Regions from separate parts of the Homo sapiens genome. Here region 2 is linked to region 1. Evidence: chromatin loops called from intact Hi-C (ENCODE). Cell type or tissue: HCT116. All regions are shown on one strand. Links, peaks and the distances in the headings refer to the core of each region. The heading gives the core; the rest is flanking DNA.

Region 1 (5,376 bases), core at 321-5,320:
AATTTACCTAAGATCCCACACTGTACGCTTCGACAAAAATTCACCCTGTATGTATCCATGTGTGTGCGTGTGCATGCACTTGTGTACATATACTTGTGTATGTGCTTGGGAGAGGGGGAGTATCTGAATGGGAGTCTGTGCCATTTCTTAAAGTCTGTCTCCCCACCTGTGATTAAATGAGCTCACCTGTAGCTTTGCGAGGATGAAAAGGTTTAGCACTCTGGAGCCAATCAGGAAACAGACATCACACAGTGATCTAAACAGGGGTAGTTTAATATAAAGAATTATTAAACCCTGATTAAAAAGTATAGAATGTAAGACATTCTGTATGGTTCAGACCTCACTGGAGAAAGGGTAGTTGAACCCACTGGGTGGCTGTGCTAATTTTTTGGGCCAGAGCTTCTCTGCAGTTCTGGGACAAGCAGGCATCAGCCCCCCTCCGGAGCACAGGTGGGCCAGGCAAGCCGCAGGTCCTGGCCGCAGTGGTCGCGCCGCGGGAGTGGGTCGTAGGTGCAACAGGCGGCCCGGAGCGCGGTGTCCCTGTTGGGAGGGGCACCGCTTCCCTAAGATTGCGGGAGACACACCTGGGGGAAGAGGGAGGGACGAGCAGAGGCAGCACAACAGAGGTGCAGGCAGGAGGCTTCGTGCCTCGGTGTCCCTGTCGCGAGGGCTGCAGGGGGTTGGTGGCGAGGCCAGGGCGCAACTGCAAGCCCCCGGATTCGCGGCCAGACTGCGCATTCCAACCGCGGTGCCCCCAGATGTTCCCACCCGCCAGGCCGACTCCCGAGGGGGCCTCCCGAAACTGCAGGAGCCCCCTTCTTCTTGCCATGTCTCTCTAGCGCCCTCTACTGAGAAGCTTTGCATCGTGCTCACTCGAAAAACGCTGAAAGGAATTCTGTGGTTTAATCACAGAGCATGTTTTGAAGGGTAAATTGGGAGCTGAGAGTCCTTTGATGCCTGGCACAGTAGGTGTGTCCGCATCGTCGTGCACACGGTAAGTCCACAGGCCCTGTGTGCTCCCTTTGTCTGCAGCTGTGACATCAAGGGTCCCTCCAGCCCGGCCTCGCGGCAAAGCTGAGCAGCAAAGGAAGGCAGAGGGGTGGGCCTTGCCGGCTTTGGGCCCAGAGGCTGGAGGCTGGGCTCCCTCTTTCTTCCCTTCCTCCTTTCCTCTTTCCCTCCTTCCTTTCTTCCTTGCTTCTCCCTCCTCCCCTCCCTGCCTCCCTCCTCCCATCTCTGTCTCCCTCTTCCCCTCCCTGCTTCCCTCCTCCCCACCTTCCCTCCCTCTTCCCCTCCTTCCCTCCCTCTTCCCCTCCTTCCCTCCCTCTTCCCCTCCTTCCCTCCCTCTTCCCCTCCTTCCCTCCCTCCTCAAGCACAACACATCCACATCGGCCCCCAGCCCAGCGCAGCTTTAAGAGACCCACTTACCTCAGAGGAACCCAATCAATCCCCACAAACACCTCTCTAGAATAGGAAGATGGAGATACAGGTGAGTCTGTCCTGGACAGAAAAGTAGAGACCCTGGAGGAGAGTGCGTTGAATTGATTGAGAGTGAACTGCCTATTGAATTGGAGGTGGGGGACGGTCGGGGAGGGTTAAGGGAGACCTTCTCTTCCAGAAGGGCCAAGGAAAGGCTGGTTCCACAGGGCTGGCTGGGCTACAGACCAGCTGCCTCTCCCCTCTGCATACAGTTGGGTACCCAGTCACCAGACCCCCCAAGTGAGGGGGTCAGGAAGGTGTCACGGACAGATGTACACATATCTCATTTTCATTCCACTCCATCCTGACCTGAGGGTTGTGACTTAGACAAGCGCCCTCATCTTGTTGAGCCTCAGTTATTCAGCTGTAAATGGGCGGAAGGAGAGCATTTAGTAATGGTAAATATGTAAGAGTGCTAATCGGGAAGCTCTACCCACTGAGAAAACAAGAAAAAAAATTCTTGGCGCTGAAAGAGGACCAAGAAGGATTGCTTTCTGAGATAGGTGCGGACAGACACACGCAGACCTAGAATAACGAGGTCAGACTCACCCAGGAATACTTGGCCCCAAGTTGACTCCCCTGTTTAAAGAGCGATAGAATGGTGGAGAGGGAGGATTGTCTTCTCAGGCGGCTCTGTATGGCCTCCAGGGGCCATGGTGAGGGATGGGGGTATCCTGGCCCTGAAGGCCCAGGGCACTTGAGGGAAGAACAAACTTTGCTGTGTCCCACAGGGAAAGTATGGGTCAGCCCTGCCATCTTGTGGCCATGCTTAGGACTGCAGGGGGCCAAGGGATACCCTGAGAGATCAGAGTACATTTCAAGGAGAAAGAAAAGCATTGCAAATGTTAGGTGTAGTAAAGATCTTGGCATTTGAAAGACTAAATCCAGACTCGGGTCTCTGGAACTTCCCAGGGTGCCAGGCATCTCGCAAATAGTAGTGCTGTCTCTCCTCTCCTCCCTTTCCAAGATGTGAGCTCTGGGCTGCAGATTCTGGGCCTGGATTCTGGTCTCCTCGTTCTGGGAGCTGCTCTCTGGGCTGACCCCAGGGCCTTGATCTAATTTTTTTCTTTGAAACTTGAGTTCTAAATTTGGGGTCTGGTCCCTGTCCTGACTGTCTAGCCTCAGTCCATCTATCTCTGGGCTTGGTTGTTTGAGATCATGGCTGAAGGTTAGGAGATCAGAGCTCCTGGTCTCTGCTCTGGTCTCTGAACTTAGACCTCGGGAATCAGGACACCAAGCCCTTGGTCATGGCTCATGCTACGTGGATGAACTCTGGGCTCCATTTGACTTTGTGGTCTCTACCCTCTGGATAGGCAGGAGTCTATGTTGTAAGCCCTGAACAACCAGTCACTGGATCTGCTCCAGGTCAGGTGGCTCTGGGGTCTGCTGGCTGGTGCTTCATTTGAGGCTACTCCTCCTCGAGGTTGTTGCTCTGGGCTGTGGGGTTAGGATTTTAGCCAGATTCTTCATGCCAGGCTGGAAACACAGGTAGCAGGTCTTGCATCTTGTAAAGGATAAAAGAGGCTCTTGCAGATACACAGGGAGCTGGGCCTGCCTGGACACTTCCTCCTCAGGAACTGCCCTAGGAAACATGGACCTGGCCAAAGATTTGTCCTGGGAGGATTGAGGGCCCACAGGCACATCCTGAAGAGATGCAGAAACTTGCCCATCCCTGATGTCTCAAGCCAGCCCAGATATAAACACAGAAATGGAGACAGACAACTTCAGACATTGGACTGTGAGATGAGGAGAGAGGGTCGGGCTCACTGTGGTCATCCTATCCTGTATCTTTCACACTGCCTGAAACATGGGACCACAGCAAACATTTGTTAATCAATAAAAGCAATGAGCTATGAGAGAAAAATTAGAAAGATGTAGAAGGACAAAGGGAGGGAGAAGGAACAGGCATTTGTTGACTAACTGATATGTGCTTCTGTGTGCTAGTTGCTTTATAGGTAATACCTCACTTAATTCACACAACGCCTTGAGTTGGTATACAGTATGTCATCTGTGTTGAGGTGACAAGGCCCTTCCCAGGTTCCACGATTCACTAGGAGGACTCCTGGGACTCAGCCTATAGTCATACCCATGGCTATAATTTATTTACTTATTTATTTATATGAGACGGAGTCTTACTCTATTGCCCAGGCTGGAGTGCAGTGGCACAATCATGGCTCACTGCAACCTCTGCCTCCCGGGTTCAAGCAGTTCTCATGCCTCAGCCTCGCAAATAGCTGGGATTACAGACATGTGCCACCACACCTGGCTATTTTTTGTATTTTTAGTAGAGACAGGGTTTCACCATGTAGGTCAAGCTGGTCTCAGACTCCTGACCTCAGTGATCCACCCGCTTTGGCCTTCCAAAGTGCTGGGATTACAGGCATGAGTCACTGCACCCAGCTATGGCTATAATTTATTATAGTGAAAAGATGCAAAGCAAAATCAGCAAAGGGAAAAAGGTGCAGGAGGTGAAGTCTGGAGGAAACCAATTGCAAGCTTCCAAGAGTCCTCTTTCAGTGGAACCACAGAGGGTATGCTTAATTCCTCCAGCAACAGACTCTGACAACATATGTGTAATATTATGTACGAGTGAAGCTCATTAGAGACTGAGTGTCCAAAGTTTTTATTGGATGTTGGTCACTTTCTGCCTAGCATGCACCAAAATTCCGGACTCCTAGAAGGAAAAGAGGTGTTTAGCATAAATCATATTGTTTGTATAACAGTTTAGGTACAGTGAGCCACTCTTGTAAGTTCTGGGAATGGTGGGAACTCTTGAGAAATACAAGCTCCCAGACTTCAGCCAAAGGCCAACCTTGCAAGTAGGCCTCTAAAAATAATAGTCTCGGGCCTACTGTGTGCAATTTTTCTTCACCTTGAGTATGACTGGTACTCTGCCTTTGGACTGTGAACCCAGTGTCTCCTCACCAGAGGGTGTCCTCTCATCAACAGCCTCCAGGGTGTCAGTTTGAAGAAATCACAGAAGGAGGGCTGGACCCTGTGGGGGCCTGGAAGGAAGATAAATTTGGGGAAGATTAATATTTAAAGGTTTGAAAAAACCCACCAAGGCTAACCAAAAGTGCTTAAGACCTGCAGAATCTGTATGAATCTTAGCACTGGATATCCCCCTGTGATGTGGGGTGCAGGGTCAGACCCAAGCACTTTACAGACTGTATGGCATTTAATCTCTCCAGGCATCCTGTGGGTGTCAGAGTAAATGTCCCCATTTCTCAGATGAGGGAAGAACTGCAAATACAACCCAAAGTCTGCTAGCCTTTAAAGCCATTATTTGCTCCTCAGTCCAATCAATATTCTGTGTGACCATGGCTCCAACTGACAACATCTGCCTTTTTATGTCATCACTAGAGTGTGACTGGTCCACTGTGAGTTCCTAAACTCCCCTCACATCCTTTTCTTGCAGAAAACCTCCGCTTCCGCCTTCCCAGGCCTACTGCTCTGCCTTTGTTCTTTCACTTCTTCAACATGGCAAACTCTGTTCCTGCTTCTGCCTCAGTGCAGTCTGGCCCACTGCCTGGGATGCTATACCTTCTTCTTTCTCATGGTTTCTTTCCCCTACTACAGGACACACATATCTCAGAATGGTGGATGATTTGTGAGTATTTCGTGTTCCTCCACCAGAGGTAAACTCTTGAGGACTGGCAACCACTCTGTAACACATGAAATGTCAACCTATGATCAGAGAATATGAAAATCCAGAAGTGCTTGGTATTCTGGGCAAATTGAGCTCTGTGAATAATATAGAATTGCATTCGCATCCTAGTCAACCATGGGATAAGAGAAGCCTCAATGTTCAGACCAAGGACAATCAGTGTCTGATCCTAAAAGAAAGATACAGGCTCTAGAAAAAGAAATCTAATTCATCACAACACAAGTGGAAGATGC
Region 2 (5,376 bases), core at 145-5,144, 140 kb before region 1:
AAAAAAAAACAATCACCTTGTTTGGGTCCTAACTAACAAAGACTGACAACAGCAGAAACATTAGCCAACAACATAAACATCTCAATTGTTCAGTTTATGCAATTCTGACTGAAAAACTAATTGAGCACACTTTCCACTCAATCGGTACTAAAACCAATGCACCCAAAACAGATGCAGACAAGAGCAGAGCTTTCAGCAGAAATTTTAAACAAACAGGATCAAGACCCTAAAGCGTTTCTTCGAAGATTTGCAACAGAAGATGGAATGTGGCTTTACCAGTATGATCCTGAAGACAAAGCACAAACAAAGCAATGGCTACCAAGAGGTGGAAGTGGTCCAGTCACAGCAAAAGCAGACTGATCAAGAGCAAAGGTCATGGCAACAATTTCTGCGGATGCTCAAGGCATTTTGCTTGTTGACTTTCTAAAGGGTCAAAGAACAATGAATATCTGCTTATTCTGCGAGAGTTTTGAGAAAGCCAAAGAGCAGAAAAATGCCCAGGAAAGCTTCACCAGAGAATCCTCTCATCAAACAAGGGCAATTTTGTGAGCATTTCAATGGGAAATCATGAGGCGTTCACCCTACAGTTGTGATTTGGCTTCTTCTGACAGGAATGGACTAAGTGGCTGATTTTTTTTCCTTTCAAGGGTGTCTGGAACTTTATGGAGCTTATGTTGAGAAACAAAGTTTATGTTTTTATTTTTATCTTTTAATTCCATTTTCCACAAACTCTTTTAAGTCTTTCCACATAAGCATAAATAAATATGTGACAGAATAACATCTCAAAATAATAATCCTTTGGATTATTTATATTTGTCTCTCTTAATCCCCAAGGCATTCTCAGCCCATAGGGAAACAGAAGCAGAAATTCAAAGAAACTGCTGACCTATATCCAGGTCAGAAAGGTTTGGATTCATGCTTGAAGAGACCAATGTCTGCTCATAAAGTCTAGTTAAACTGGGTCTAGACAGAAAGGATCAAGAAGATGAGAGTCCTCAAATTTAAAGGAGGAAGGCTGTCAATGGGACCAACGAGTGGAGTGGAAGGGCCTTGGACTACGCTTTTTTTTTTTTTAGGCAGAGTCTCACTCTGTTGCCCAGGCTGGAGTACAGTGGTGCGATATTGGCTCACGGCAACCTCCGCCTCCCGGGTTCAAGCGATTCTCCTGCCTCAGTCTCCTGAGTAGCTGGGATTACAGGTGCATGCCACCACGCTGGACTAATTTTGTATTTTTAGTAGAGACACGGTTTCACCATGTTGGTCAGGCTAGTCTCAAACTCCTGATCTAGTGATCTGCCTGCCTCAGCCTCCCAAAGTGCTGGGATTACAGGCATGAGCCACCGTGCCCAGCCTGGACTGCACTTCTATGCTGATGGCAGATCCCTGCCATCCATCTCTTGGGGACATTTGTAAGTGGCTATTACAGGGTCAGAGAATTGGACACCATGTGTGAGAATGACCAAGAAAGAAGTGTCCAGAATAAGTTAGGAATTTTTTAAACACAATGGAAAAACGCATAGGAAAAGACTTAGAAAAAAATATATACCAAAGGGATAGTCTTAATCTCTGGGGCAGCTAGTGGATTTGTAGGAGAAGGGAGTCAAAGAGAATTGTTGCATTATCTCTGGTTTAAAAGTTTTACAACAAGAAATTGTTTGTTTAGTATTTGTGTAATTCAAATATTTTTAAATCATTGATTTTTCAAAAGAGGAAGACAAATTGGAATAAGATGTTTTTAATTTTTTGACAGCTAATGATTTTTTTTAAAAGTGATTTTTGCTAGAAGTTAGGGAGCAAATCAGGATTTTTGCTAAGATTCTAAATGGCTCTTCTGGTCATTTCCAGGAGCTTTATACGTTGTGTTCATAACATTTAACTTCATGTCAAAACAAATCAGGCTAGGCATGGTGCCTCACGCCTGTAACACCAACACTTTGGGAGGCCAAGGCAAGAGGATGGCTTGAGCTCACAAGTTCCAAACAAGAGCCTGGACAACATAGGGAAACCCCATCTCTCCAAAAAAAAAAAAAAAAAAAAAAGCAAAAGCTGAGCTTGATGTGATGGTGCACACCAATAGTCCCAGATACTTGAAAGGCTGGGACTTTCAAGTCCTTTTTGAGGTGGGGAGATTGCTTGAGGCAGGGAGTTCAAGGCTACAGTGAGCCATAATCGCGCTACTGAACTCCAGCCCGAGCGGCAGAACAAGACTCTCAAAACACAAATTTTTTTTTTTTTAAAAAAAAGCAAATCAATTTCCTTTTCACTGAAATAGTCATATTTCTTATCACTTGCAATAATAAGACATTTGTCAGATATGATTTGGATTGATTTGAGGGAGGTGGAAAAATAACCAAAATTGGAAGAGAAGAGGGGAAGTATGAAGGTAGCTACAAAGGATGTGTGCATGTGTATAATGATAGCTGCCATTTGTTAGCATGAATTGAGCATTTTTTGTATGCTAGCCACTAGATTTTTTAGCACAGTACATACATGAATTACATGACTCATTCTCTAAAACAACTTTAGGAGGTAGGAGTTATTACTATCGTTTTACAAATTAGGCATTTGAAGGACAAAATGTTAAGCAGCTTGTCCAAGGCCACAGAGCTGGTGAGGGGTGGAGAGGAGAAGTGAGCTCTAGAGTTATACTTTTAGCCACCACACTATGATTCTTTCAGTGTATGTGATGACAATTGGCAGAGAAGGAATTAACCGAGGCCAGGTAGAAAAAGACAAGAGAGAGGCAAGTGGAATGTAGAAAGTTAAGTAGGCAATCAATTTTGTATTAGATGGTTCCTTACACTACCACCAGGTGGCAGTGGCAGCTCAGGACAGATTAATTATTGTCTGGAGCAAGAGGGTTCAACAATAGGCCTCAGCGTGGATATGGAATACTGAAACTGTACCACCTCTGTTCAAATGTATGAGATGTTTGCAAGTCAAATGTAACTCTTCAAGGAACCTTCCTGATTCTGGCTTAAGACAAGAGTTAAGAATTAATATTCTCATTAATTCTATATGACCTCAAAATTTGTCATTGTGATTAATACCATTATCTTGATAAGGATGCAGTCCTCTGCCAAGTATACATATACCAGTTTATTAAAACATTTTCCTTTTTCTCCAGGGTCATTACAAAAAAGATGGCAATGCAACTCAAGATTAAAGTAAAATGGTAATTTGCACAAATAATTGTGTCACTGGTCTATAATTAGATGATATTTAGCAAGGAAATCTAGGATTACTGAGTCCTGTTTCTGCCTAACAACTCTGACCCGGTGAAGTTCCTGAGACAAAAAGTCACAAGAGGCGAATGCAAATGATAAACAAGTCCCTCCTCCCTTCTTTGAAGGTTAACTAGCTGCTAATCACCCCCAATTTCGAGCTTGCTGGAAAACTGAACATTTGCCAATTATTTGGTCTCAAGGACTAAGTGGAGCTCTGCCTTCATTTAAGCCCCTATTTTTTCCACGAATTGGTTGCCAAGATGAGCTGCATGAGCTTGTCTAAAAGTCTAAATTCCTCTGACCCTCTGTGAGCAGATGAGAGCTCAGGATGGCTGGCCTGCTTTCAGGGGCTGTGCTCTGGGTCACTTTTCCCTATGGAGATAGGAAAACAGCAGAAAATGTAGGGGCAAGAGCTAAGAAAGAGAGCCACACCAATGTACAGGAACATTCAGCACAGAATGATCTTGAGACTAGTAAATTGTGGTCTAATCAGTTCTGGAAGCTGCTTCCATCAAAGTAACAACTCCAGGGCCAGGCGCAGTGGCTCACTCCTATAATCCCAGCACTTTGAGAGGCTGAGGCGGGCAGATCACCTGAGGTCGGGAGTTCAAGACCAGCCTGGCCAACATGGCGAAACCCTGTCTCTACTGAAAATAAAAAAATTAGCCGGGCGTGGTGGCGCATGCCTGTAATCCCAGCTACTTGGGAGGCTGATGCAGGAGACTGGCTTGAACCCGGGAGGTGGAGGTGCAGTGAGCCGAGATCATGCCACTGCACTCCAGCCCGGGCGACAAGAGAGAAACTCCGTCTCAAAAAAAACAAAAACAAAAAACACCTCAACAATTTGGTAGGCAGGCAGCAGGAAGTGGAGAGAGGGGAGTGAGAATTATGCCCCTCCCCCATCACACATAAAATACAGATAACAATATGCATTTTTTATCTTCTTCTGGGTTTGAGCCATTAGCCATAAGCAACTATTGAGCACTTAAAAATATGACTGAGGAATTGTAGAGACTGAGAAACTGAATTTTTTATTTGATTTGATTTTAAGTAACTTAAATTTAAAAACTTAAGCAGTGTAAAATATTTTTTCTGTTCAATATAGCTTTATTGTTTTGGTAGAACTATGTTTCACTTTAACTATAGTGCATTTTGTCTGCATCAATGGATTTGATGCAGTTGAGATGATTTTTGTAATGTGTTTATGTGAATTTTTTATGCAGGCAGCAGGAGTCACAGTGATACTTATATAAATTATAATTGTTAATTAAGCTGAAATATTTTAAGGATATTGTAATTAAATTTTTTTTAGTTAAAATTAGTAAAAGCAAATTTCAAATATAAAATAAAGGAATGCATCAGATGCAGAATCAGTTGAAAATGAAGATGCTAGTATTTTGATAGACACAGTAAAAAGAAAAAGAAAAACATAGGTCAAATAGTAATGATGAGGGGCAATTATGCTTTGTTGTCATATCAAAACAAAAAGCTGCTTGCTCGTGTAAAAAAATTAAGATAATAAAGTGGACAGTGTTTAGGAGATGTGTAGTAAGTTTGATAATTTTTTTCTCAACAGTCATAAAAATTTGCAAACTTAGTCACATAAAAAAATTATAATTCAATCTTTAAAGAAAAATGTTTAAATAATTTTTTAACAGAATCTGAGTTGGACAAGTCATAAAACGGTTTGAATTCCTGAACAAAAAGAGAAAATCATTTTTAGATACAAGGTAAAATAAATTGTGTTGTTTCATGGGCCAGGCACAGTTGCTCACACCTGTAATCTCTGCACTTTGGAAGGAATAGGTGGGAGGATTGCTTGAGGACAGGACTTCCAGGCTGCAGTGAGCTATGATCATGCCACTGCACTCCAGCCTGGGTGGGTGACGGAGCCAGAGCCTGTCTAAAAAAAAAAAAAAAAAATACACATTGTTTCAATTATGATAATTTTCTTAGATAATTATAAGAAAAAAATCTAAAAAAGATATTTTATAAAAAGTGAAAGATCTTCAATTAAAATAGCAATTACTAGTAGAATGTACTCTTTCTAGAAATATTAAAAATAAATTAATTTAAAAATTTTAAAAATTGAAAGTCTTTTATTTTTTAGCTTTAGATGAGTCATAAAATATAAGAGAGACTGCGCAAT

What was found. Hi-C counts contacts between places; a loop is a spot of excess contacts. Peaks named below come from ENCODE experiments on the same cell type or tissue, not always from the same donor. Only the 100,000 strongest peaks of a DNase experiment are listed, where the experiment ranks them.
Region 2: a loop joins it to region 1, with 10 times the contacts of the local background. A loop is called at or near these places in 31 of 110 quality-filtered maps.

Annotation. Positions count from the first base shown.
Region 1 is chr10:52,778,058-52,783,433 of GRCh38, forward strand. It overlaps LOC105378306 (a long non-coding RNA gene), which reads left to right and starts at 1,101. Exons shown (of 4, transcript XR_945963.2): 1 at 1,101-1,486. It overlaps LOC105378307 (a long non-coding RNA gene), which reads right to left. Exons shown (of 4, transcript XR_945965.3): 4 at 4,084-4,481. In HCT116, for the core only: CTCF peaks have their summits at 848 (motif pointing left) and 2,238 (motif pointing left); DNase peaks (open chromatin) are centred at 864 and 2,214.
Region 2 is chr10:52,642,046-52,647,421 of GRCh38, forward strand. The region is part of intron 1 of LOC105378305 (a long non-coding RNA gene); the gene reads right to left. Among named protein-coding and RNA genes, the nearest start is that of MBL2, 130 kb to the right of the region's middle. In HCT116, for the core only: a CTCF peak has its summit at 2,811 (motif pointing right); a DNase peak (open chromatin) is centred at 2,826.